Regions from separate parts of the Mus musculus genome. Here all the other regions are linked to region 1. A link is a loop called in an ENCODE intact Hi-C map of the cell type or tissue named here. Cell type or tissue: left cerebral cortex. All regions are shown on one strand. Links, peaks and the distances in the headings refer to the core of each region. The heading gives the core; the rest is flanking DNA. Region 1 has its middle 15 kb from the start of Ccl3. Region 2 has its middle 18 kb from the start of Ccl9. Region 3 holds the start of Gm51913 (a long non-coding RNA gene). Region 4 holds the start of Ccl9 (chemokine (C-C motif) ligand 9).

Region 1 (6,142 bases), core at 360-5,359:
CTGTCTCTACAGCTGAGCAGCCCAATTGAGACAACAAACAAAAGATACCATTATCAACATCATTTAGCAATGGGAAACACTCTGAAGAAGTTGTACTGAAGTTCCAAGTCCAGAGTTCTGGCAGAGCAGGACCTTCTCTCCAGGATGAGCCTCTGCCTTCTCTTTCCCTCAGTGGGTATTTTTCCACTATAGAGTAAACAATAGCAACCCTGGTCTTGAAGAACACTTGACATAAGCGTGCTCGGCCGTGACAGAGGATGGGGCAACCCTGCCTCCAGGCCAGCTTCTCAATGAGCTTAAACAATACACAACACTTTGCTAATATATGAAGTACATTACAAAGTGTTTCATGTAGTCTAGACTAACCTGAAACATACTATATAGTTTAGATCAACCTTGAACCCCCAGTCTTCCTGTCTCCCCTCCCTAGGTGCACCACAGATATGCCACTATGCCTGGTTTTGTCTAACTGATTTTTCTAAAGCATGTCTATGTGTTCTTAGCTGCTTGCTGAAGAGATTCCTGTAACTGTCTGTGCCACGCCTCCCCTAGTCCTGACAATCACAAAGTGGTTAACACCTACTCTGTATGTAGGTGAGTAATTGTCTGGCCTTTTCTGTAAGACCTTGTTCCAAAGCTGACATCCAACAAATATTTATAGCTTGTCCTTTATCATCTCCACACTCAGATGTGTGAAGTCAATGACCTATTCTCTGAATGACCCTCTCCTAAGACTGGTAATTCTGTTGTCTTTGTTCTGCAAAGTCAGCACCACTGGCAGGAAAAATGGTGGGGGAGAGAAAATGAACATGAAAATCTGAAGGAAGAGTCATCTACAGGAAATGGCCATAGTGCCTCTACATTCAGGTTTCTGAAACAGATAAAACATTACTTTATGAAACAATGATTATCTTATAGAATATTGTACACCTAGTATATGTTGTTTTTGTACTAAAATCAATCTTTAAGAAGAATTAATTTTATGTGTATGGGTGCTCTGTCTACATGTATGTGCATATATGTATAGTTCCCCATGTGCATGCCTGGTGCCTGTAGAGTCCAGAAGAATCAAACTCAGAACCTCTGGAAGGGCAGCCAATCAGTGCTCTTAACTACTGAGCCATCTCATCTCTCCAACCATGACAAATTCAGTCTTCGTCTTCATAAGTTTATGTTTGTTTGTTTGTCCTAAGTCCAGCATGGTAAAATTCCTGCAGTTTTGCTTAGCTTATTGGTACATGCCTTTGATCCCTGCACTTATGGCTGAGACAGGAATGATCTCGTGTTTAAGACTAGCTTGGATTATGCAGCAAGACCTTCTCTCAAAAAACAAAAAAGAGAGAAAAAAAACCCAAAAAACTCCAATTCATTCCATTCTTTAAAATCTAACATCTCTACAAAGGTACAGAGTTGATGGAGAGGTAAGTGAGAAACTGAGAAACCTAAGTGGAGGCCTGGAGACACAAGTTTAGACAAAGAACCAAGTCCTAAGGTGAAACATACCCAGTCAGCTGGAGCTGCTGGGAACTGCTGGGTCCCACAATACTCTTTTCTGCATTAAAAGAGATGGTGTTCCCTAGCAACCCTCCTATCCTGCATACTTTTCTCTCAGAAAATAGCAACACCTCCACACAAACCTGAAGGGTGCTCATCACTCCTTTTCTGTAGCAGCTATTAATTAGTGGCCAGATGTTCTTTAGATTGCTGGGCCAGAAACTTTGCAGCCTTAGGACCTAAAACAGGCCAATGACCTCTTACCCAATCATGTGATGCCAAGACTTAGAAACCCCCACTTGCGATTTTTGCCTTTAAGAACCCCTTTCCGTAGATACCATGGTCACTCTCCCGACCTGCTGTGTCAGGGAAGGATTGCGACCCAAGCTCAAGCTTGTGCTGACTAAACCCTCGGAATTGAGTTCTGGTGGTCTTGGGGTCTTGCAAACTGGGCATAACATAAGTGCTGGCTAAGAAGTTATTCCATGATCCAGGATCATGTAGTTAATTTATACCATGACTAACATCTTATGCTTATGTTGCTTGATTGGGACTTCTAAAATCACATAAAATGTTCTGAATTTTAAACAGTAAAATTTCTTAGGTTTGGATCTAGGTTTTTGGTTTTTCTTTTTCTCTTTCTTTCTTTCTTTCTTTCTTTCTTTCTTTCTTTCTTTCTTTCTTTCTTTTTAGTTTCCTAGTGCATAATATTATTTTTCTAGTGTATAATATTATTTTCCTAGAACTGATGTTCCACAAAAGCATTGGTTTATATTAAAAACAAGAAAATTGGCCAATGTATGTGTGACTCAGCTTTCCTTTACTGTGACAAATTATATGAGATAGTCAACTCTTTTTTGGAGGTGGGGTTGGATTTGAGACAGGGTTTCTCTGGCTATCCTGGAACTCTCTCTATATAAACTGTGTGCTCTTCCAGAGGTCCTGAGTTCAATTCCCAACAACCACATGGTGGCTCACAACCATCTATCTGTCATGGGATATGCTGTCCTCTTCTGGTGTGTCTGAAGATAGCAACGATGTACTCAGATACAAAAAAATAAATAAGTAAATCTTTTCTAAAAATAAAAGAATGGAAAATTCAAGAATATTTCACAAAGCATTCATACGTAACAAATACTAAATACTAAACTGAATCCTGTATTAATCAGGGGAAAACAGAAATGGAAGTAAATGTTTCTACTAGTGTGTGGGTTCACAGTGGTTGAGTCGCTTTCATCGGTAAGCTTTTTAATGAGTGAAGAGAAGCTATTCAGGAGGCTGATGCAAGACTTCCCAGAATGACTTCCCAGAGAGACACAAAATCAACATCTGCTAATTTCTGATAGCATAATAAGACCGAAGAATAACTCCTGTGTTGCTTTTCTCATTGCTGTGAGAAAATGCCTGACAAAAGCAAGATGGAGAAGAAAGGGCAGACACAACAAATCTCAGCAGGGAAGACATAGTGGCGGGTGTGTGTGTGTGTGTGTGTGTGTGTGTGTGTGTGTGTGTGAGTGGTTGCTTGGCAACCATAGTGCAGAAGCAGAGACTGGCACTGGCACTAAGGAGTTCAGCTTCTCTTTCTGGTTCAGTGCAGAATCCCTAACCATGGAATGGTGTCACCCATATGTTGGGGGAGGGGGGAGCATCGTCTTCCTGCTTCCGGTAACCTGGTGCCACTCACAAAGGTGGGGCGGATCTTCCCACCTCAGTAACCTAAAGTAGATAATTCCTTACAGACGCGCCCTGAACCTTGTCTCTTGTGATTGTGAATTCTGTCAAGTTGACAATCAGTGTTAGCCACCATACACACCATACAAATTCCTCCTGGAAGGTAAAATGAGTTTGCTGGGGGTTACTTATAAAGTAGTATAAGACTCCAAATGGCAGTATTTCCCTGGAGTCACCAACCACCCTTCCTACCAAGAATGGCTGTGACTCCAGCAGAATTTGGGCAGACCGATGTTCAGAGCTTAAAAAGCTTAGAGTTAAAGCTGCAGAGGTGACAGCAAGATTAGACAGCACAAGGCACAGGCAAAGTGCCAGACTCAAGTGGTTACTTGTCTCAGGGTCTTAGCAAACAGGTGCAGGTGGCTTGGTTTGCTTCAGTCTGGCATGTAGGACACCGCTCAGAAGCTTGTTGAAGATGAAGCTTACTCTGGCGAATATTAGGAGTGGGTTGATGCATCACTACAGGGAAGCTCATATGACTAGCTGTAGCCACTGAACTGAGAGCCTAAGGGAAATGGGTCGCTTTGGGACCAACACAGTTAAGTCAGTGTGCTTTCGAGCCTTTTCCCTCACAAAGTCTACAGATGCCCAGGTCACCACTTGGAGGAAAGCTGCTTTGTGACTGACTCATGAAACTCATTGTTCTTAGACCCACAGAATCATCTTTGCCTGAGTGCTCACTAGAAACACAGAATCTTAAGCCAACCTGTAGACTCGGGGGCTCCTGGGAAAATCCTGGAAATCTGCTGAAATAAGCTCTAGAGGAGATTCTCATGTAGATGAAACTTGGAAACCAATTACCTAATCCTCCACATAGGTCCTGTGATATGTGTGTGTGTGAAGAATATCTGCTGGGTTTTGTTACCTGGGCTAGCCTAACCTACCCTGACTGAGTAGAATATAAGATGCTTAACTTTTTTCCTATCTTAGCTCCTAATTATGCTCCTCCTTAGCATCCGGGCATATTCATCACTTCATGGCCACATCCAGATAAAATGTTTTTCTAAATAACACTTCAATCTCAAATTGCTTTAACTTTAGTTATTATTATTATAGTGTGTGAATCACATGTATGCACATGCACATGTAATGGGCATGCACATGCCATAGTGCACATATGGAGGAGAGAGGACAACATTGTGAAATTTATTTTTTTCTTCTACTTTTGTGTGAATTCTGGGGATCAAATTCGGGTTGCCCTCTTATTCAAATGCTAAATCTCCTCTGGAAACTCCTCCTAAACACACCCCGAAATAGAGGTTTATCTAGGTAATAATTATCCCAGTAATGTTGATGCCACAGGATGAACTGTCACAGTAAACATGTGTGGTCTTTGTGAAGGTACATCTAGTGTACAGCAGTCAGGGAACGATCCTGTTGGCCACCACGGGGTGGCATTGCTCCACCATCAGGGTATGGGGATAGAAATTAATACAGAGGACCAGATGGAGGACAACCAGTTCTCAGCGAGGGTCTTAAACCTGCTGGAGGCACACTGTGCATGGAGATCTGAGCTTCTGACCAGCCATCCAGCAGAATTAACAAAACCCATCCCATCTAAGGCACCAAAACTCAGAAGAGACTGCCCTGTCTTCCCTCTGACTAAACTAGCCCATGATTGTAGCCTATGGCGGTTCTCAGACTGAACTCACTTTAATATCACTGGGGGAGTTTTAAAGGTGCCAAATCTAGGTACAAATTACATTTGTAACTTTGGAAGTAAGACCCTCACACTGGACTTTAGGAACGTTCCTGGCTGACTCTAAGGTGAACTCAACTTTGGAATTACCTCTCTATAGTAAGCCATCCCTTATGTGGGTGTCACCATCAGGAAATAGATGCTTGAATAAGAGGTATTCACTGCAAAGAGGGTGGCCAGGTATAGTACAGGAAAACCCAGGAAAATCCAACTTCTAGACAAAAAAAGCAGTACTATATATTCTCAATATACTCGAGACATACTTATCCTTAAAGAGTACTCATTCTGTATTTTCATTTGTCACCTGAAATTTCATTTTCACTTACCACATGTGGAAAACATTCTTCTAGAAAGCAAAGAGGTGAGCAGCAGAGGATGTAGTCACATTTCTTGGCCAGCTACCAACAGGGAGTCCTCGATAGCTAAGGGCAGTTTTGCTAGGCTGGCATTCATATGAGCAAGTGTGAACACAGACCCCAGCACCTGACAAGCTCTCAACAAACGTCAGCTGTCGTTCAGCAGTGGTTCGTGTATGAAGATGAGCTTAGATGCATACACAGAATGCACTACTTTTACCAGTGGAGTGTTTCCCTAGAACAGTGGTTCTCAACCTTCCTAATGGTGACCCTTTAATATAGTTCCTCATGTAGTGGTGATCCCAACCATAAAGTTATTTTTGTTGCTACTTCATAACTGTAATTTTGCTATTGTCATGAATCATAATGTAAATACCAGTGTTTTCCAATGGTCTTAGGCAACCCTCAAAAAGATCACAACCTGCAAGATGAGACCCGCTGCCCTAGACCATAGCAATTATAAAATTGATTTTACAATCAATTATTTATAAAATATGATTATTTATAAAATACTAGTGTCAGTTTCCATTTCCCAGGAAGCCATCTTTCTGGGAAACATCTGGTATACTAGTGTAGTGTGCTGCCCATCCTTGTGGCTTCGACCTCTTCTCTTATGTCCCTGTCCTCTTGCAGTGTCCCTGTCAATCTGTGGTTGTGACACTCCCTGACATTTTATTGTGATATCTTCAGTGTGCTAAAGGCAACACAAGTCAAGCTGTCCAGTATTTGTTGCTTGATACATGTGGTTCGATTTCTCCCTAAGAAAGCTAATCACACTCATGGATTTGAAGAGGGTATTGGAGAAGAGCTGAAGGGAAAGGGGGTCGGGGGTGAAGAGGAAGTCATGAGATATCCACAACTC
Region 2 (6,142 bases), core at 680-5,679, 74 kb after region 1:
AAAAATAAAACCTTCCTGGGGCCATGGTGGCATTTTGTATCTCTGAAATAATTCATTCATTGGTTTAGGTTGATTATGCATGTGTATCCACATACATGTAAGATTATCTATCTTAATAATTTTTTAAAGATCTATTTTTTTTTTACATAAGTGAGTACACTGTAGCTGTCTTCAGGCACACAAAAAGAGGGCATCAGATCCCACTACAGATGGTTGTGAGCCACCATGTGGCTGCTGGGAATTGAACTCAGGACCTCTGGAAGAGCAGCCAGTGCTCTTAACTGCTGAATCATCTCTCCAACCCATATTGTAATTCTTTTTGCCTGTGTAGTTCAGTATATTCACATGTTTGTGCAGCCATCACTTCTACTCCTCCCAGGATTTTCTCATCATCTTACACGGAGACTCTGTACCTGGTCATTACCAATTCCCCATTCTTGCCTCCGGAGCCCTGGTAACTGTGTCACCATGAACCTCACTGTTCCAGGTTCATCACACAAGTGGACTTGCGTAGCATTTTTTTTCCTTTTGTGACTGCCTTATTTCATACAGTATCCCAGCTTCAAGTCTCATCCATGTTGTAGCATTCATCAGAACACCCCTCTCTCCTAAAGCTGAAAATACTCTATGGTGTGTATCTTCTACAGTCTGTTCATCAATAGGACTGCAGAATCCCCTTTTTCTTACACTACTCATAGTCAGTGTATCTTAGCTTCCACTATTTGTACCAAAAGCATCTTGGTGTACGTGATGGCACATCGGTGTCTACCACACCCAGGTGGAGATGCAGACGCAGGTAAAGTGGATGACTCTACCCTCAGCCCTCTACTGGGGACCAGCACCGACTGCTTTTGCCTCTCACTGAGATGTGAACTCCGGTATCTTGTCCTAGAAATGTGTCTGTCTGCCCTATGCTCTGTCAAACCTCAAGGGTCATAGCTAGATATCATCCCAGCACCTGCCTCCAGCTCGCAACCTGACAGTTACAGAGTTACCAACAAAATCAATATAGTCAGGCCTGGCTGTTTATTTGTGGAGTTGGGATGAGGGGTCAGTGGCAGAGGCCAGATCGACACAGGGGCCAAGAGAATATGAAAGAATACAGCCAAAGCAACCAAAAGTGCCAAAGCCCTCAGCCAGCACTGGGGCCAGACTCGGGGAAGTAAGGTTCAAAGCCCTGTAGACCATGAAGAAACAGAAGCAGGAAGCACGGGACCATGATTGGCAGATTGGAACTGAAATGGTATTGTCTTCCCTCCCTCCCCCCACTCATTGAAGGAACTCAAAGTTAGCTATCAACCTGAAGACCTAATTGAGTCTATACACACAAAGGAAAATCCCCACCCAGCACAGAATATAAAACTTGCCAGAAACTCCCAACCTGAAGGACTTTGGCTGGTTACATTTGTTTTGAACAGAATTATTCCTAGTCTTTTCAACACACACTTCTTCATTCCTAAACACAAGGTACTTAAGCCCTGGCCAACCTAAAGACCTCACATAAACCCATTGCAAACATCATACACAACTCCCAGCCTTGTGAAGCATGGGTGGCCAGTTGGCAGGGAGTAGAATATAAAAACTATATTCCTTGGTTTGTTTTTTTTTTTTTCTACTCTTGTGTGACACAAAGGATTGACCCCAAGTGAGTGAAGGCAATGCACAGACACAAAGGACTTTAAGTTGGGACAGAAAGGAAGTAAGAAAGTCACTCTGGAAAACATAAAGAGCACTTTCTGGTCCCATGCCCCCTCTCTGGCACCATGAAAATTTTGGTTGGACAGCCTAGTTTCCCAAAGGATACCTTTACAAATGTTAGTGGCCCTCAGAGAGTCCAACTGAGCACACATTTCCTTCTGAGGAGAGTCTGTGTGCGTACACACATGACCAACTACCGACTGCCAGAGCTGGACTTAGGGCACATGGTTTATAAATTCCTGCCTTTAGGGGCTGGAGAAGCAGCTCAGGGGTTAAGAGCACTGGTTGCTCTTCCAGAGGTTGTGGGTTCAACTCCCAACACCCGGACGATGGCTTCAGTCCCAGAGGAGTCAAACAACCCCTCTGGTCTCTGTGAACTTTAGGCATGCATATAGGACCCAGACATAGATGAAGGCAAAACATCCATACACATAAAATAGCAAATCAATATAAATCAGTTAAAATCACTGGCTCCAAACTCACATAGCTAAATCCAGGTTCAAATCCCAGCTCTGCAACTTTCTATGAGGCTTTGGATAAATACTAAGTCCTTCTAAGGCCGGTTTTCTCATGTATAAACTAGACCTACCTCTCAAAGCTGAAAGGAATAAGAAGCCATGTGAAGAGACAGAGTAGATAGTAAGTGCTCGCCAAACTGGCCTCATTATTTCAGTGTGATTTTCTTGTGGGACACAGACCCTAGGTCAGTGGACAGATCCTGTACATTGTCAACTTGACAAAATCTAGAATCATCTGGGAAATTTTTTTTAATTGCTTTAATTGATGTGGGGTTTACCATCAGCAGCAGCAGCAGCTTAATTGATGTGGAAAGACTTGATTATGGGTGTGTACCATTCCCTAGGCAGGAGCTCCTGGCCTGTATGGATGAAGAAGGGAGCTGGGCAGCAGCTTGCATTCCTCCCTCTCTGCTTCCTGATGTGGTGTGACCAGCTGCTTCAGGCTCCTGCCATCTTGAATTCCCTGCTGTGATTGACTGAACCTTTGTAAATTCTTTTGTCTGAGTATTTTATCCTGCAACAAGAAAAGAAACTAAGGCAGCCAGGAGGGAGTTTTCTCTCACTGTGAAAGGAACTGGCCCAAAGAAGGCAGAAACCTGAGCAAGGACATACGATAAGTCATTGGCACATTGGCGTATTGGTTACTTTCCTATTGCTGTGATATAACGTGGAGACTGCTGTGATTGCAGAAGAAAGAGTTTAATTGGGGGGCTTTTGGTTCCAGAACGTCCGTAACTGTCGAATGGAGGCAGCAAGGCAGCAGCCAAGAGAGAGAGATCACATCTAGAGCCACAAGCAAGAAAGGGACAGAATAGGGAATGGTATGTGACTTGTGAAACCTCAGAGCCCACCACCAGTGACAAACTTCCTCTAGTAAGGCCACACCTACTTGACTTCCCCAAACAGCACTAAGAACTGGGGACCAAGTATCCAAATGCCCGAGACTCATGGGGGACATCTATCTCACTGAAACCACCACAGTACAGCTCACCCTAGAACTGTGGACATTATTTTTTAATTAATTCTTTAAGAATTTCGAATATATATTGCTTGATATCCACCCCCATCCTCCTCCAACTCTGAGAGCATATTTATTTATGTGCTTTATGTATATGGGTGTTTTGTCTGCATGTGCACCTACATACCAAAAGAGGACATGAGATCCCATTACAAATGGTTGTGAGCCATCAAGTGGAGGCTGAGAATTGAACTAAGATCCTCTGGAGGAGCAGTCAGTGCTCTTAACCACTGAACCATCTCTCCAGCCCTCCAAGCATATTTTAAACAAAAGAAATCTCAAATCTATGTAAACCTGCACCTCTTCTGAGTATGAAAGAGACAGGTTCATCTGACTAAGGAAAAAGACATGTGAGCTTGAGCCCAAGGCCTCCTGCCCCATGGTGTGCCCTGCCTGGGGCTTGGTCTCCACTCCGCTATTTCTTCTTCTTCTTCTTTTTTTTTAGTTTAATTAATTTTTATTTATATGAGAACACTGTAGCTGTCTTCAGACACACCAGAAGTGGGCATCAGATCCCATTACAGATGGCTGTGAGCCACCATGTGGTTGCTAGGAATTGAACTCAGGATCTTCAGAAGAGCAGTCAATGCTCTTAACCCCTAAGCCATCTCTGCAGCCTCCCCCCACTCGCCCCTTTTTTTCACTCAGCTATTTCTCAATTCCTGCTCAAAGGCTTTGAAGAAGCAATGCAGGAGAAACAAAAAGAAAAAAAGAAGAAGAAAGAAACTTTTCATTCTCTCCAGAGCATGCATTAATTAGAAATGGCCTTAAGATCTCATCTGAAAAGTGGAGCTGAAGCATCACCGAGATGCTGTGACCCACACAAGAGCATCACCGAGATGCTGTGACCCACACAAGAGCATCACTGAGATGCTGTGACCCACACAAGAGCATCACTGAGATGCTGTGACCCACACAAGAGCATCACTGAGATGCTGTGACCCTCACAAGAGCATCACTGAGATGCTGTGACCCTCACAAGAGCATCACTGAGATGCTGTGACCCACACAAGAGCATCACTGAGATGCTGTGACCCTCACAAGAGCATCACTGAGATGCTGTGACCCACACAAGAGCATCACCGAGATGCTGTGACCCACACAAGAGCATCACCGAGATGCTGTGACCCACACAAGAGCATCACCGAGATGCTGTGACCCTCACAAGAGCATCACCGAGATGCTGTGACCCACACAAGAGCATCACTGAGATGCTGAGACCCTCACAAGAGCATCACCGAGATGCTGTGACCCTCACAAGAGCATCACCGAGATGCTGTGACCCACACAAGAGCATCACTGAGATGCTGTGACCCACACAAGAGCATCACTGAGATGCTGTGACCCACACAAGAGCATCACCGAGATGCTGTGACCCACACAAGAGCAGCACTGAGATGCTGTGACCCTCACAAGAGCAGCACTGAGATGCTGTGACCCTCACAAGTCTGCAGAGAGCATTACAAACAAATAGAAAACACTTCCTTCATCTTAAAAACTAAAACAAGATTCCCATGGGTGAAACAAACCCTGTCGAAAAAACACATTGGTGACCACACTTAAGACAAGAAGCTCCCCTCCCAGGATGTGGTATAGACTAGGGCAGGGACTTCAGAAGAAGGGTCCCTGATTAGAGCAAGAGAAGAAGCCATCAGCCCCTATGACCTAAAGGGGAGTAAAAAGACCAAGGGAGAAACTGGAGGCTGTGGACTGACCAGCAAGGACACCCTGCTCCCTGGGACCCTCAGAGGTCCCCAGGGGAAGGAGACAGGAGATAACTCACATCCAGCACCACATGATCTGAGACACAGCCAGCACCCAGAGCCACGAGTTAGAAACTGAGAGCTGTGGTGCCAGTCCTTGAAGACTGACAGACATTGTGTGGAAGCTCTGGAATCTAGAACTGGGGAAATGAACCTTGCAAACAGGTCCCAAAAACCAGGGATGTGATTGGCTAACTTCATAACAAAGGCCTTCCTGAGGAGATGACCTTAACCTAAGGGCTAAATGAGTTGAGGGTAATAGCTGGAGACAGTGCAAAGGCCCTGGGGCAGGAATATTAACTTGGTGAGGTGAGTAGGGCATGGTGGGAAGCAGCAGCCTGAGCACTGAGGCGAGCAAAGGCAGGCATGGTGGAGCTTGGGAGTGAGAGTAAAGAGTAACTCATCTCCGGCATGATGGAAAGCCGTCATCAAAGCCGTACCAAAAGTATATCACCTGATATACATCCCTAAAGCAGCACTGACCGTCATGCAGAGATGGATTGATGAGGTCCCTGGAGACCAGTTAGGAGACCCCTGCAGCAATCCAGGCTACAGATGCTGGTGGCTTGAACCAGAGGGGCACAGATGACATAGAAGAGTGTGAACAAAGTAGGGAAATGGCTGAGGGGCACAACTAGAAACGTGCACTGAGAAAGACTCGGGCTTAAGCAACTAGGTGAGTGTTGGTGTCATTTACAGAAATGAGGGGAAAGCCATCTAGACAGTGTTAATTTCAAAATGGCTTTCTGATGACGTCAGTGTGTTGAGTAGAGAGCGAGCTACATGGTTCTGCGGAGCTAGGGAACAGCTTGACTCTTCTTTCTTTCTCTTTGAAGAAAGGGGATGTATCATGAGTACAAGACCCAGGAGCTGTGGTAGAGAGTGGGGACAGCACAAGGACAGAGTAGCCAGGGAGACAAGCGTATCAGGAGAGTATGGTGATCTGGAAGCCAAAGGAGGGGTGGTGGGAGGCACAGAACCTTAGACTCTCATGGGTGTTGCCATGACATATGGAAGAAGAGAGAGATGGTCATTGAAAGTGACTGGAAGCTCGGAGGTGACCTTGACGAGTGAAGATTCAACGGCAGTGCTGACAGGAGCCCAGTCAAAAGGGCAGGAAAAAGAATGGGACTGTGGAAGTTGGG
Region 3 (6,142 bases), core at 756-5,755, 190 kb after region 1:
CTTCAGGTTCAGTGCAAGGCCCCTGTCTTGAAATTGATAATAACAATGATATGATAGTGGAAGGGGCTGGAGAGGTGGCTCAGTGTTTACAAGTGCCAGCAGCTTCTTTGAAAAACCTGACTTTGGCTCATTCACAGTGGCTCACAATCATAACACCGGTTCCAGGTAATCCCACACCCTCTTGGCTTCTGAGGGCAACAGGCACACGTGGTACACACAGACACATATGCAGACAAAATACAATCAATTAGAAATTTTAATGGGAGGATGTAGGGACCCCTCCCTACCTTTAATTCTAGCTCTTGGGAGGCAGGGACTGGAAGAGCTCTGAGCTCCAGGCAACCCAGAGCTGTATAAAGACATTGTCTCAAAAGATTTTAAAAAAAGAAAGAAAAGAAAAGAAGCCCTAAAAGCTCACGCCTTTAATCCCAGTGCTCGGGAGGCAGAGGCAGGTGGATTTTTTAGTTCGAGGCCAGCCTGGTCTACAAAGTGAGTTCCAGGACAGCCAGGGCTATACAGAGAAACCCTGTCACAAAAAACAAAAAACCAAAACAAAACAAAAACAAAAACAAAAAAAGGGAGGGGGGATTAAGTTAAAAAAGTGACTGAGACAAGAATCCCAGCATCAGCCTCTGGCTTGCATACATACGTGAGCATACATGCAACATACATGCATTTACACACACACACACACACACACACAGCGTAATAAGACCCTGTCCAAATAAAGGCTGGTGGTGGTATGACTCATGGGTATGGGTGAAGGTGCTTGTCCTTGCTGCCAAGCTTGCAGACCTAAGTTTGATCCCTGGGATCCACACGGTAGAAGATGAGAATTGAGTTCCCCAGTTTGTCCTCTGATCCCCACATGGCACATCTGACACACTTAAAACAATTAAAAAACCAACCAACCAAACAAACAAACAAAAAAAAATCCAGAGTCTCTCCAATGTAGCCCCTGCTGGCCTTGAACTCCACACATAGAAGCACATTGTTAAATCTGCAGATTCCCGAACAGAACACACCAAGTGCCAAGGTTAGGAAGCCTCGAACTCAGAAATCCGCCTGCCTCTGCCTCCCAAGTGCTGGGATTAAAGGTGTGCGCCACCAACGGTCCAGCTTCAGATCAGGAATCTTATCAGAGAGGTTAAGCTATCTGTCCAACGTCACACAGTAAAAAGTAAATCTAGTACTGGAACTCAAGCAGTTTGGCCCCTAGCGGAATCTACCGTGTACTTCCTCTCTCTGATGTTTAGTCACTTGCTCACCTGCCCGCAACCCAGATGGAAACTAGTAGACCACACCCACAACGTTGGAGTTGATGCCTGAGGGAGGGAGTTCTGGGTCTTGGCTCACCCGGACCCTCCACATTATTCTCAGGGGGTGCCCTGGCACACGCCTTTCTGCCCCGGCGGGGCGAAGCGCATTTCGACGGAGACGAGCGCTGGTCTCTGAGCCGCCGCCGTGGGCGCAACTTGTTCGTGGTGCTGGCGCACGAAATCGGCCACACGCTCGGTCTCACGCACTCGCCCGCGCCACGGGCGCTTATGGCGCCCTACTACAAGAAGCTGGGCCGCGACGCCTTGCTCAGCTGGGACGATGTGCTGGCGGTGCAGAGCCTGTACGGTGAGCCTCTGGGGTCTTCAGACTCTGGCTCCTCAAATAGGATATCCCCACCTCCACCCCTCTTCAGTTCCTTGCTCCCGGTCCTTCCTTATCCTGAAGCCCCTAAGGCTCCCTTGAAATCTGAATATCCGCGAGTCCTGCTTTCTCTCTCCATCAGGTCCAAGCCATCCATAAGAACAAACCTCTGCCCTTAGCTCAAAACCCTTCGGTCTCCCACTCTCACATTATCTCAGAAGGTCACTCTTTCCTGGGCTGTTGAGTGGGAGAGATTTCTGGGGATAGTTGCGCACTTGGATAAAACCAACAACCAGGGCTACACATACCCCTTACTCTTTCCTTCAGCCTGTCTCAGATCATAGGCGGAGCAGAAGGAAGGGTCTTGACCCCACCCCCCCCCACCCCACCCCCCTTTCCCATATGCTCCTACCCATGTCCTCTCTCGCCCTTCTTGGATCGTAAGGAAAGCCTCTGGGACGCTCAGTAGCCACCCAACTCCCCGGAAAGGTGTTCACTGACTTTGAGGCCTGGGACCCCCACAACTCCCAGAGCAGACGCCCGGAAACCAGAGGTCCTAAATACTGCCACTCTTCCTTTGATGCCATCACTGTAGGTAAGATGGTCCCAGCCATGCCTGGTGTCTGTCTTCTGTCCTCCACATCTCCAGGGGTCCAGAGCTGAATTACAAGGTGTGAGGAATGGGGAGATCTAGGATATAGAAATCCTAAAACCACTCAGGCCCAGCAAAGAACTCCCGCTTCCCTCAGCCACGCCCTCTCCACGCCCCCTGCATGCTACCTTCCGCTTGTCTGGGAAACTGGGTTTAGGGCAGCCCCTCCCCCCCCCAAATCATCAGGAGGCCAGTAGCCTTTCCTCATGTCTCTTATCTCGGGATAGATGGGCAATGGCGACTGTATGTCTTCAAAGGGAGTTACTTCTGGGAAGTCACAGTTGATGGCAATGTTTCAGAGCCTCGTCCACTACAGAAAAGATGGCCAGGACTGCCACCTGGTATTGAGGCTGCTGCAGTGTCTTTGGAAGATGGAGACTTCTACTTCTTTAAAGGTACCAGCCTTGAGTCAGCTAAGATTAAGACGTGGTGGGTGGGTATCCTGCCTGAGGAGAAAGGAGGGGGAAGGTCCCCAACAATGAGTCCCTGGTGAACTTGCCACCTCAAGTTAAACCTGTGGCCCAGAAAGACTCCTTTCAGAGATGGAATGGGGAGCATCCAGTGTCCAGGGTGTTCCGTGTAGAGATTGTAGCGGGGGGTGGGGGGACTGCTGCTCTCCAGTCTGCATCAGCAGAAAGTCTGGCCGCGTCTGCCCTGGCACCCTGGCACTCTGGCACCCTGGCAGTGTGAGGTTGGCATGTCACTTAGCTTTTGGAACTTGTGATAGGGAGTGTAATACTCTTGGATAGGGAGTGTAATACTCAGGTGTGATGAGGAAGCCGGATAACATGCAACGACTGAAGGGTGGACTGGACGTGGTAGTACTGTTATGAGCCGCATCCATTCCTTCAACCAACGCTGAGTTCCTTGTGTCCTAGGAACAGGGAGAAGGAAGGACCGGGAACAAACACCTTTTCCCTCAGGGAATTATTAGTAGTTGGAGACTGAAGAAAAGTTCAAGCTTTCCCAATCTTCCATTCCATACCCCATCCTCAACCTCCTCCTACCTTCCCCAGCCCGGGATTGGGTTCATTGAGTATTCTCTGCTCTCTGCTGACATCTGCTGAGCGATGTATAAACTACAACTGGCTCCAAGGAGACTGTCTAGGTCTCCGAATAGAAAGGAGTAGGGACCAGGGTGAGAGAGATGGGGTGGAGAGCCAATGAGTGAACGCCTCCAGCTCACTATGGTTCTCAATGCCCCACAGGGAATCGTTGTTGGAGGTTCCAGGGCACGAAGTCCGTGTGGGGGTTCGCACAGCTCTGCCGGGCAGGTGGTCTACCCCGACACCCGGACGCAGCTCTCTTCTTCCCGCCTCTGCGCCGCCTAGTCCTCTTCAAGGGTTCCCGCTACTACGTGCTAGCTCAAGGAGGGATGCAAGTGGAGCCCTACTATCCCCGCAGCCTGCGAGACTGGGCCGGTGTCCCCGAGGAGGTCAGCGGCGCCCTGCCAAGGCCGGATGGCTCCATTATCTTCTTCAGAGATGACCACTATTGGCATTTGGATCAAGCCAAACTGCGGGTGACCAGCTCCGGTCGCTGGGCTACCGAGCTGTCCTGGATGGGCTGTTGGAATGCCAACTCAGGAGGTGCCCTGTTCTGAAGGCTCCCCATCACTGAATGAACCGTGGTTGCTGCCTCCTGAGAGGTGGGTCCTGTCTAGGAAGCCCCTGGACTTTGCAAGAACCTCTTGAGCAGTAAGGACTCCAAGCAGGAAATCAATCAGCATTTGTTCTCCGGGATGGAAAGAGAACTAGGGTTCCCATAGCCTTTTCCCTCAAAGACCTTTTTCCTTCCCACTAGTGTGTGTATGTGGGAAGGTGGTGAAGATGAAGGTTCTGGTGAAGATGTCCCATGCCCACAGTGCTGAGTCCCAGGAAGATGCAAAACTCAGCTGAGGTTGGAGACTGTATCTGCAGGACCCTCCCTTTCAGTGCCTTTCAGGCTCAGTTCTTGGGGAATCACCTGCTATTTCATCAGAGACTTCACCCCAGCTCCTACCCTCAGCAAGCTGGGATGTAGTGAAGCCTCGAGGATCCCCACTGTCAGAGGCTCTCTTTTGGTTCAGGATGCAGAGCAGGAGGGAATGTGTTCCTCCTGAGCCCGACTTGTTGTCTGGGCTAATGAAGAAGCACCCCCCAGCTGGTCAACGTAGAGGTGCAGCAGACTTCCCTAGATAGAATTGTCTACCCTTCTCAATAGAAGCACATGGGTACTGGGTGCTGGAGACACAAGGACCATGCACTTACATCCAACCCAGCTGTGTATGGTTATCATGGAGAGACAGGGTGAACCTCTCTTCAAAATTCAGGACATTTTCACCCCATTTGCCTCCAAGTTGGACATCTTGAGCATCAGGAAGATGAAAGAGGGCCCTTGGGGGTCCGCTCAAGATGTAGCCTCCATTGCGATCTTCAGGCTGCGTGAAGCCCGTTTGCCCGCAATGGCCCCGTTCTCCAAGGCCACACAGCCAGCATTCCGAAGCTCATGCAGTCTAGCAAGAATAGCTGGGATTCCTGGAGAAGGAACCAGCCCCCTGCCTTCCCCTTTTGTCTCAGCCTGTCTCAGTATTAATTTTAGCATCTGGATCTCCAGCCCTCTCTCCTCCCTCTCCACCTACCAGTGCACACACACACACACGCACAATGACCACCAACAGCCAGCTCTCAGGGAGGGGAGAATCCGGCAAGAGAGCAGCCCGAAGTTCCCCAGAGGCATTGCTGGCCACGCGCCCTCCTTTCTTCTCTGTGCAGTGGACAGAATGGCCTTTGACTGCCCTTGGATGCAAGTGCTTTGTACTGCCCTGTCCCAGGGAAAACATGGAGGAACCTCCCTGCTAGCCCACTGCTGTCTGGGTTGTACCCAGCGGGAGAGAAAGGAGAGTCTCATCTTTATCACTCTATTCCACCTCAAGCGACTCTGATTGGAGACTTTATTGCTGATTAGAAGGAAAGAGGCAATTTATTAAGAGGGCTAAGGACACCCCGAGGCTATCTTTCTCCAGGGTAAGCCGGAGAGAGGCCAGAGGACCTGAAAACGATGCAGGCAAGGTTGTGTTGAAGGCGTGAGGGTCAGGAGGGCTGTAGGTGCTGGGTACTGTCTGGGGAGGAGTGCCTAGTTTCTTCTATAGTTCCGCAAGACAACAGATGGAACCGTGAACCGACGGTGGGCCTTCTCACCGGTAGGAGGCGCTAAGGATGGCGGCTTGAAGGGACAGTTCTGTGGAACTCACTAGAGATAGAAGAGTTTGGAGCATTGCGGGCTCGGAGGCTGGGAGTCAATGAGCTCAGAGTTGCCGGTGGCCTCTGCCTTACCCAGGTCAGGGTGCTCAAGAATACAGTGCTCCACGTAGGCCGGGTGGCTGTGCAGAGTCTTGCATTTCTTGCAGAAAAGAATCTCACAGCGCGCACAGCCACCCCGGCGCGGTGGCCGCCGCCGCGTCTCCAACACGCACGGTTCCTCCGGGGCACCCCGCTTCCTGCGGGCCGGGGACGTGAGTGCTCAGAACCCGGAGACCCTCCTCCCTAAGGCTCGGTCCCAGGTTCTTTCCGTCTCACCTGTCTGCCGGGGCCGCCAGGCCACCCAGCAGAGCGAACGGGCTAAGCCAACCCCAGAAGCTGCTGTCTGAGCGTCGCAGCAGCGCCACCTGCTGGCTGCTGGACTCCTGGCGCAGCGGACTGTAGGACACAGAGCGGGCCTCGCGCTCTTCCGCGTCTCGGGAGTCCTCCTCCGTCTCGGTCGCGCTCTCGGGGTCTGACCTCTCTTCCACCGACGACGAAGACGAGGACGACGATGAATCGTCCTCCAGATCCTCCTCCCTGGCCTCGGGATCCTCCACCTCCTTCCTCC
Region 4 (6,142 bases), core at 333-5,332, 56 kb after region 1:
CCCTCAGTGACCAGGAACAGGTTCCTCAAATGAAAATAATTCTGGATTTGATGGGTTTTGAACTTAAAGCAGGCAGATGGATCAAATCCTAGAGCCAGCTATTGTTCACTGCCATGGACCCAAGAATTCCGAAGTTCCAAGTTTGTGCACGATACCTATATACTGACAAAAAGCAGCATAAGGGAAGAACTGATGTATTTTAGCTTACAACCCAAATTACAGTCCATCATAGGAGGGAAGTAACTGGCAGGAGTTTGCACATCCGCAATCAAGAACAGAGAAATAATCACTCCTCGATTGCATAGAACTTTCTTACACACTCCAGGGTCCAGCACCTGAAATGGTGCCATCACTTTCCAGATGGGTCTTCCCACTTTAATTAACAATCTCCCGTACGCATGCCCAACCTGATCTAGATAATCTTTCATTAAGACTCTCTTCCCAGTGATTCTAGGTTATATCAAGTTGCCCATTAAACTAACCAACACAATACTCACAGTGGCATTCCCCCAGCAGGGTGATTCATATTCAAGAGGTCTTGAAAGTATGGAAATAGGTCCTCTGCTTAAACCAACTCAGTGCTGTGGTTTCCTCCCACATTCCCAGCACACTTGGGGAATCACCCTCCAGACAAAGCATACAGCACCCCAGCGTTACAATCTGTCTCAGGAGGATGCAAGAATCTGTCCAGACCATAAAAGGAAACCCAGGAGGCCTGCAGAACCTGTCATGTGAAGAATGGGAAATACAAAAGAGAAGACCTTGCACATGGACATTACACTCCTGTCCAATACAAACTCAACATCAGCATAAACCACAGGAAATACAAAAGTTTAGAGCTTTTTGTTTGTTTTGTTTTTTGTTTGTCTGTCTGTTTGTTTTTGAGACAGGGTTTCTCTGTGTAGCCCTGGCTGTCCTGGAACTCACTCTGAAGACCAGGCTGGCCTCAAACTCAGAAATCTGACTGCCTCTGCCTCCTGAGTACTGGGATCAAAGGCGTGTGCCACCACTGTCCAGCAAGAGTTTATAGCTTGACTGGTCCTCCTCTCCCATCTCCATGCATGAAAGGAGCATCCCAAGAGAACATAAACACCTGGATTAAATAAGGAGCTTGATACATGATATGAAAAAGGAAGTTGGGTTGGAGAGATGGCTCAGTGGTTAAGAGCACTGACTGCCCTTTCAAAGGTCCTGAGTTCAAATCCCAGAAACCACATGGTGTCTCACAACCATCTGTAATGAGATCTGATGCCCTCTTCTGGAGTGTTTGAAGACAGCTACAGTGTACTTGTATATAATAAATAAATACAAATCTAAAAAGAAAGAAAGAAAGAAAGAAAGAAAGAAAGAAAGAAAGAAAGAAAGAAAGAAAGAAAAAAAGAAAGAAAGAAAGAGAGAAAGAGAGAGAGAAAGAAAGAAAGAAAGAAAGAAAGAAAGAAAGAAAGAAAGAAAGAAAGAAAAAAGAAAGAAAGAAAGAAAGGAAGGAAGGAAGGAAGGAAGGAAGAGGAAGTAGGAGGAAGTAAATAGGGTATAGAACCATTGGGGGAGGGGACCATAGCAAACTACTGGAGATCCAAAATACAATTAAGTCAAATTAAAAATTCTGCAGAAAGCCTTACCAGTAGAATCAGTCAAGAAAAGGACAGCATATCTGAGCTTGAAGACAAGGCACTGGGAGCAGAAAGTGTCAAGGAAAAAGATGAATTAATGAAAAGGCATGAGTTGGACTTTGGGCTATTTAATACATGAGGAGAAGATAAAGTCTAATAATCACAGATATAAAAGAGTGAAGTTCTTTCCAAATGCACAGAAAACATTTCCAGTGAAATCATAGCCAAAAAAAATTTCCTAAATTAGGCAAAGAAACATCTAATCAAATAGAGAAGTCATTTAGAACACCAAAGAGACAAGACCCAAAAAGAACTTCTTCTTGTCATATTATAATTAAAGTTATAGTACTAAGTATTCAAAACAAAGAAAATGTGTAAAAAGCATCAAGAGAGAACCACTAAGTCATGTGTCAGGAGATGTCCATCAGCGTAACAGAGAGCTTGGAGAGGCGTTCCTCAAGCTTTGGAAGACATGAACCTCCAGCCCAGGACAGTATTGCCAGCAAAGGGCTCCTTCATAACTCAAGGAGAAAGGGGATCCTCCCTTGATAGAAAGAGGCTAATGAAACTCACGAAGACTGAACCTGGGTCCTCTGAAAAAGCAACAAGTGCTCTAAACCAGTGAGCTGGCTCTTTAGCCCTCTCTTCCTATTCTATTTGACCACATCAGACTAAAACCACAAATGAACAGCAAACATTCACAAACTCACGGAGATTGGATAACTGAGTGTGTAGACCAGACTGGCCTCAAACACACACACACACCTGCCTCTGGCTCCCAAGTGCTGACACCAAGTGGTGAACACCACCCCAACCAGCCTTAGATGTTTCTTCTGACAGACGTTCTAAAGATTTTTTTTCCTCTGATGTTAAAGTATATTAAAAATATCTAAAGGGGCTGGAGAGTTGGCTCAGCGGTTAAGGACACTTGCTGGCTTCAGTTCTCAGCATCCACATGATGGCTCACAACCATCTGTAACTCTAGTACCAGGGAATTTAACACCCTCTTCTGACCTGCACAGCACTGCATGTATGTGGTAGACATACACACATGCAGGCAAAACATGGATATAAAATAAATCTTTAAAAATTAAAGAAAAATAATTAAAGAAGGAGTTGACAACAATTTTATATATCTCTGGCAAGACATATAAGTTTACTTTTATAATCTATATCTGTCGGTCAGCTGTCAATGAGCATAAGCCAGCGTCCTCCAAGCTAACCTCTCATCAGGGGTCTAGAAGGATCCCTCACTCCCACCCTGTGGCCAGAGCTAAAGGAGTGAATGAATTTTATAAAAGGAGAAATCCTTCTGGAAATATTTACTCTCTCTGAATCAATTTGAACTTTGGAAAGCCCCAAGTCACCTTTGCCCTCCACTTCCCACTGCACACTGTTCCCTCTCTTAGAACTAGCATGTTGGGTGTTATGTAGTCAAAGGAGGGCATTATGAGCTGTACCCCAGGGACTTCCTGATCCTCTTACATGTATAAATAGCAAGACCGGGCCAGGAACAGCAAGCAGTCTGAAGGCCAGCTGGGTCTGCCCACTAAGAAGATGAAGCCTTTTCATACTGCCCTCTCCTTCCTCATTCTTACAACTGCTCTTGGAATCTGGGCCCAGATCACACATGGTGAGTCCTGTGGTGGTAACTGAAAATTTGGGGGGAGTTCCAGAAGGGGCAGCATTTAATAATTTCCATCCCAGACAGAGCAATGGAATTTACTTAGTACAGACCTGCCTCTGGCTATAGCCCCTGGATCAGTGGTTCTCAACTACCGGTTGCCACCCTTTTTGGAAGTCAAACAACCTCTTCACAGGGCTTGCCTAAGACCATCAGAAAACATAGATATTTACATTATGATTCATAGCAGTAACAAAATTACGGTTATAAAGTAGTAATGAAATAACTTTATGGTTGGGGATCACCACGACATGAGGAACTGTATTAAAAGGCTGCAGCATTAGGAAGGGTCTGGTCTGGAAGCTGGTACACAAATGGCTTGCTTCCATTTGGAGAAGCAAATGTTTTCCTTTTTCATAGCTAGAATTATTTGATAACTTTTCCTAGCCAATCCTAGCTGACATTGTAGTTAGATCGAAATAACTATAATTAAAGCATACATTTGTAGAAATGAATATAAAACTCTGTGATGCTAGAGTTATTAGATGTCAGCTAGTATAGAACCATCATTTTTAAGGCATTGGGACCAGTCAGGCCAATGGCTCATCCAAGGTCACCATTTCATCTGAAGCTATGATATTTTAGTTTATGGAGGTGACCAGGGCTCAACACAGAGAGGTCCTGTGAAATAAAAGAATGTATTCCTCAACTTTTCTAAGGAGGAGAGATACATCATGTCTCACAGAGCCAAGGAGAATATTGGAGTTAGGCCAGGAGGCATAAGTAATGAAATAGAGAAACTTGTGTCAGATTCTTTATTGGAGATACTGGAAAAGAGGAAGGGCACAATGCAGGGTTCAGTTAAGATTTCCTAGACTGAAGAAGTCGAGCAGACTTTGTATATATGGATGGTCTTTAAGGATCTAGCTTTAGGAAGAGTTAGGGCAAGGGAAATACCAACATGGTGTTTGAGAATGATAAAGGTTGGGTGCTGGGCTCAGTGAGAGTTGGTTAAGAAGCAGTTAGCCCCTCCCTGTGGTCAGGATTTTAAGTATGCCAGAATACCATAATATGCAGAAAACAAAATACAGTTAGTAGAGTTAGCTATTGCTCAACTGTCCAGATGTTGATTCATTCTTCCTCTGGCATCCCTGAGGGGTGGGACAAATGGAAATGCATCATTCTTGTAGAAAAAGAAGAAGTTAGAAGACAAGCAAGCCTTGTATATATTATTGCCCTGCTCACTTTTCAAACCAGATAACTGAAACAGAGAATTGGAACAGCCTTCAATAATGTAAGACCGCATGAGTAGTGATGGGTAAGACTAAGAGGCAGATTAGTAATCATGCGTTCAAGAACAGGCACTGCTTCTTAAGATTTACTTTGGAAGCCACCCACACCACATCAAACTTGTTAAATAATAGCCGTGCACCCTACTACAGATAATTCATATGCAACCATTGAAGACATGATATAAGGGATTAGTAGTCTTGTCTTAGCACAATGCAAATTCCCAATCCTTTAGCAACAATCTTTGGGCTTCGATATATTTGGGATAAAGGATTATTATGGATTTTAAAAAGTGATACATTGCTGGATGTCACTCAACATCCCTGATGGTTTTTTCTTCAGTGTGTCCTTTAATCAGGCATTTATATAAATGTGGACTATTAGGAGCCTCATTTCACTTCAAGGGACTTTGTGTCACCAAAGGGGTTTGTGCTTCAAGTCAATAGAGTTTTTGGTTTTTTTGTTTTGTTTTGTTTTTTAAGATCCCAGAAAAATCTCATGTCACCTAAGGGGATAAATGAGTCTAGAGCAGATCCTAGACTCCAAGTGTGTGATGGTGGTCCTCAGCAGAGCCTTCTCAGCCTTGGCAAGAATCGGGGTGGGGATGGTGAGTAGAGATGCTAAGACAATGATGCTAACCTCTGCCCTCTGTCTCTTCCAGCAACAGAGACAAAAGAAGTCCAGAGCAGTCTGAAGGCACAGCAAGGGCTTGAAATTGAAATGTTTCACATGGGTAAATATTTCATTACAGCTTGTACTGAGAAGCACCAGGTGGTTGCAGATCAACACCAGAGCATCCCCCTACCCGATGACAGAACAGAACAAGGTCATGAGGGTGGTTGAGGATGCTGTCCAAAAATCTTCAAGAAGATCAGGATGGGCCATTAGTATTCCCTACAGATGTGCCTTCTCTATGCACCGAGTCTGCCTTGGGGCAGAAGTCACCTATAGGTGACTGCGCATGGCTTCCCTTCTATGGACATGTTCCCAGCCTGATTGTGGTCCACGTTAGGCCCACTCAAAGGTGCAGAAAGAGATGACAATGAGTGCAGGGTGAGGGGAAGCCTCCCCTGAGTCCCGGGGCCTTCTTATGCCCCCATGGGACCATCACCCCAGCAATGACCTGGCCTTTGAGTGCCCCCTTGTTTTCTTGCAGGCTTTCAAGACTCTTCAGATTGCTGCCTGTCCTATAACTCACGGATTCAGTGTTCAAGATTTATAGGTTATTTTCCCACCAGTGGTGGGTGTACCAGGCCGGGCATCATGTAAGTGTCAAATTCACTCATTGTGTGTTATGGGGAGGGGGAGCCTCCAGGATCTTAGATGGCCTGGTGGATAGACTTCCAGAGAAGACCCATTCTTGGATCTCACCAGGTGGGAGGGGGGATACTTCAGGGTGTAGAGAAGGAAACAGCTAGCAGAGTCACTCCATGAGTCCTTAGAGACCCTCACAGGTCTAGAGGGGGCCCCAGAGAGGGGATGATGGTGCTGAGCTACCTCCTGGAAAGAACAGACTGTTGAGTGGAAAATCAGAAGGTTCAGAGGATGGGGCTCCCACCACCCCTTTACTAGATTAACTCTGATTATAATCTTTCTTCTCCTTTTTCTTCAGCTTTAT

What was found. Hi-C counts contacts between places; a loop is a spot of excess contacts. Peaks named below come from ENCODE experiments on the same cell type or tissue, not always from the same donor. Only the 100,000 strongest peaks of a DNase experiment are listed, where the experiment ranks them.
Region 2: a loop joins it to region 1, with 2.1 times the contacts of the local background. A loop is called at or near these places in 23 of 42 quality-filtered maps.
Region 3: a loop joins it to region 1, with 2.5 times the contacts of the local background. A loop is called at or near these places in 8 of 42 quality-filtered maps.
Region 4: it touches region 1 in a loop (2.0-fold over the local background); 14 of 42 quality-filtered maps call a loop at or near these places.

What each region holds. Positions count from the first base shown.
Region 1 is chr11:83,631,450-83,637,591 of GRCm38, reverse strand. No RefSeq gene overlaps it. Among named protein-coding and RNA genes, the nearest start is that of Ccl3, 15 kb to the left of the region's middle. In left cerebral cortex, for the core only: CTCF peaks have their summits at 2,516 (motif pointing left) and 4,604; no DNase peak of the experiment used is centred there.
Region 2 is chr11:83,557,542-83,563,683 of GRCm38, reverse strand. No RefSeq gene overlaps it. Among named protein-coding and RNA genes, the nearest start is that of Ccl9, 18 kb to the left of the region's middle. In left cerebral cortex, for the core only: no CTCF peak of the experiment used is centred there; a DNase peak (open chromatin) is centred at 3,080.
Region 3 is chr11:83,440,305-83,446,446 of GRCm38, reverse strand. It overlaps 1700020L24Rik (RIKEN cDNA 1700020L24 gene), which reads right to left. Exons shown (of 3, transcript NM_025492.3): 2 at 5,851-6,142; 3 at 5,215-5,771. The coding sequence ends at 5,525. It overlaps Mmp28 (matrix metallopeptidase 28 (epilysin)), which reads left to right. Exons shown (of 8, transcript NM_001320300.1): 5 at 1,381-1,626; 6 at 2,087-2,236; 7 at 2,521-2,688; 8 at 3,502-5,679. The coding sequence ends at 3,896. It overlaps Gm51913 (a long non-coding RNA gene), which reads right to left and starts at 2,111. Exons shown (of 2, transcript XR_003949748.1): 1 at 2,054-2,111. In left cerebral cortex, for the core only: CTCF peaks have their summits at 1,224, 3,353 and 5,472 (motif pointing right); DNase peaks (open chromatin) are centred at 1,364, 3,359, 4,982 and 5,544; H3K4me3 peaks cover 1,097 bases; H3K27ac peaks cover 628 bases.
Region 4 is chr11:83,575,490-83,581,631 of GRCm38, reverse strand. Ccl9 (chemokine (C-C motif) ligand 9) reads left to right here and starts at 2,996. Exons shown (of 4, transcript NM_011338.2): 1 at 2,996-3,243; 2 at 5,186-5,257; 3 at 5,681-5,789; 4 at 6,137-6,142. The coding sequence starts at 3,168. In left cerebral cortex, for the core only: no CTCF peak of the experiment used is centred there; a DNase peak (open chromatin) is centred at 3,128.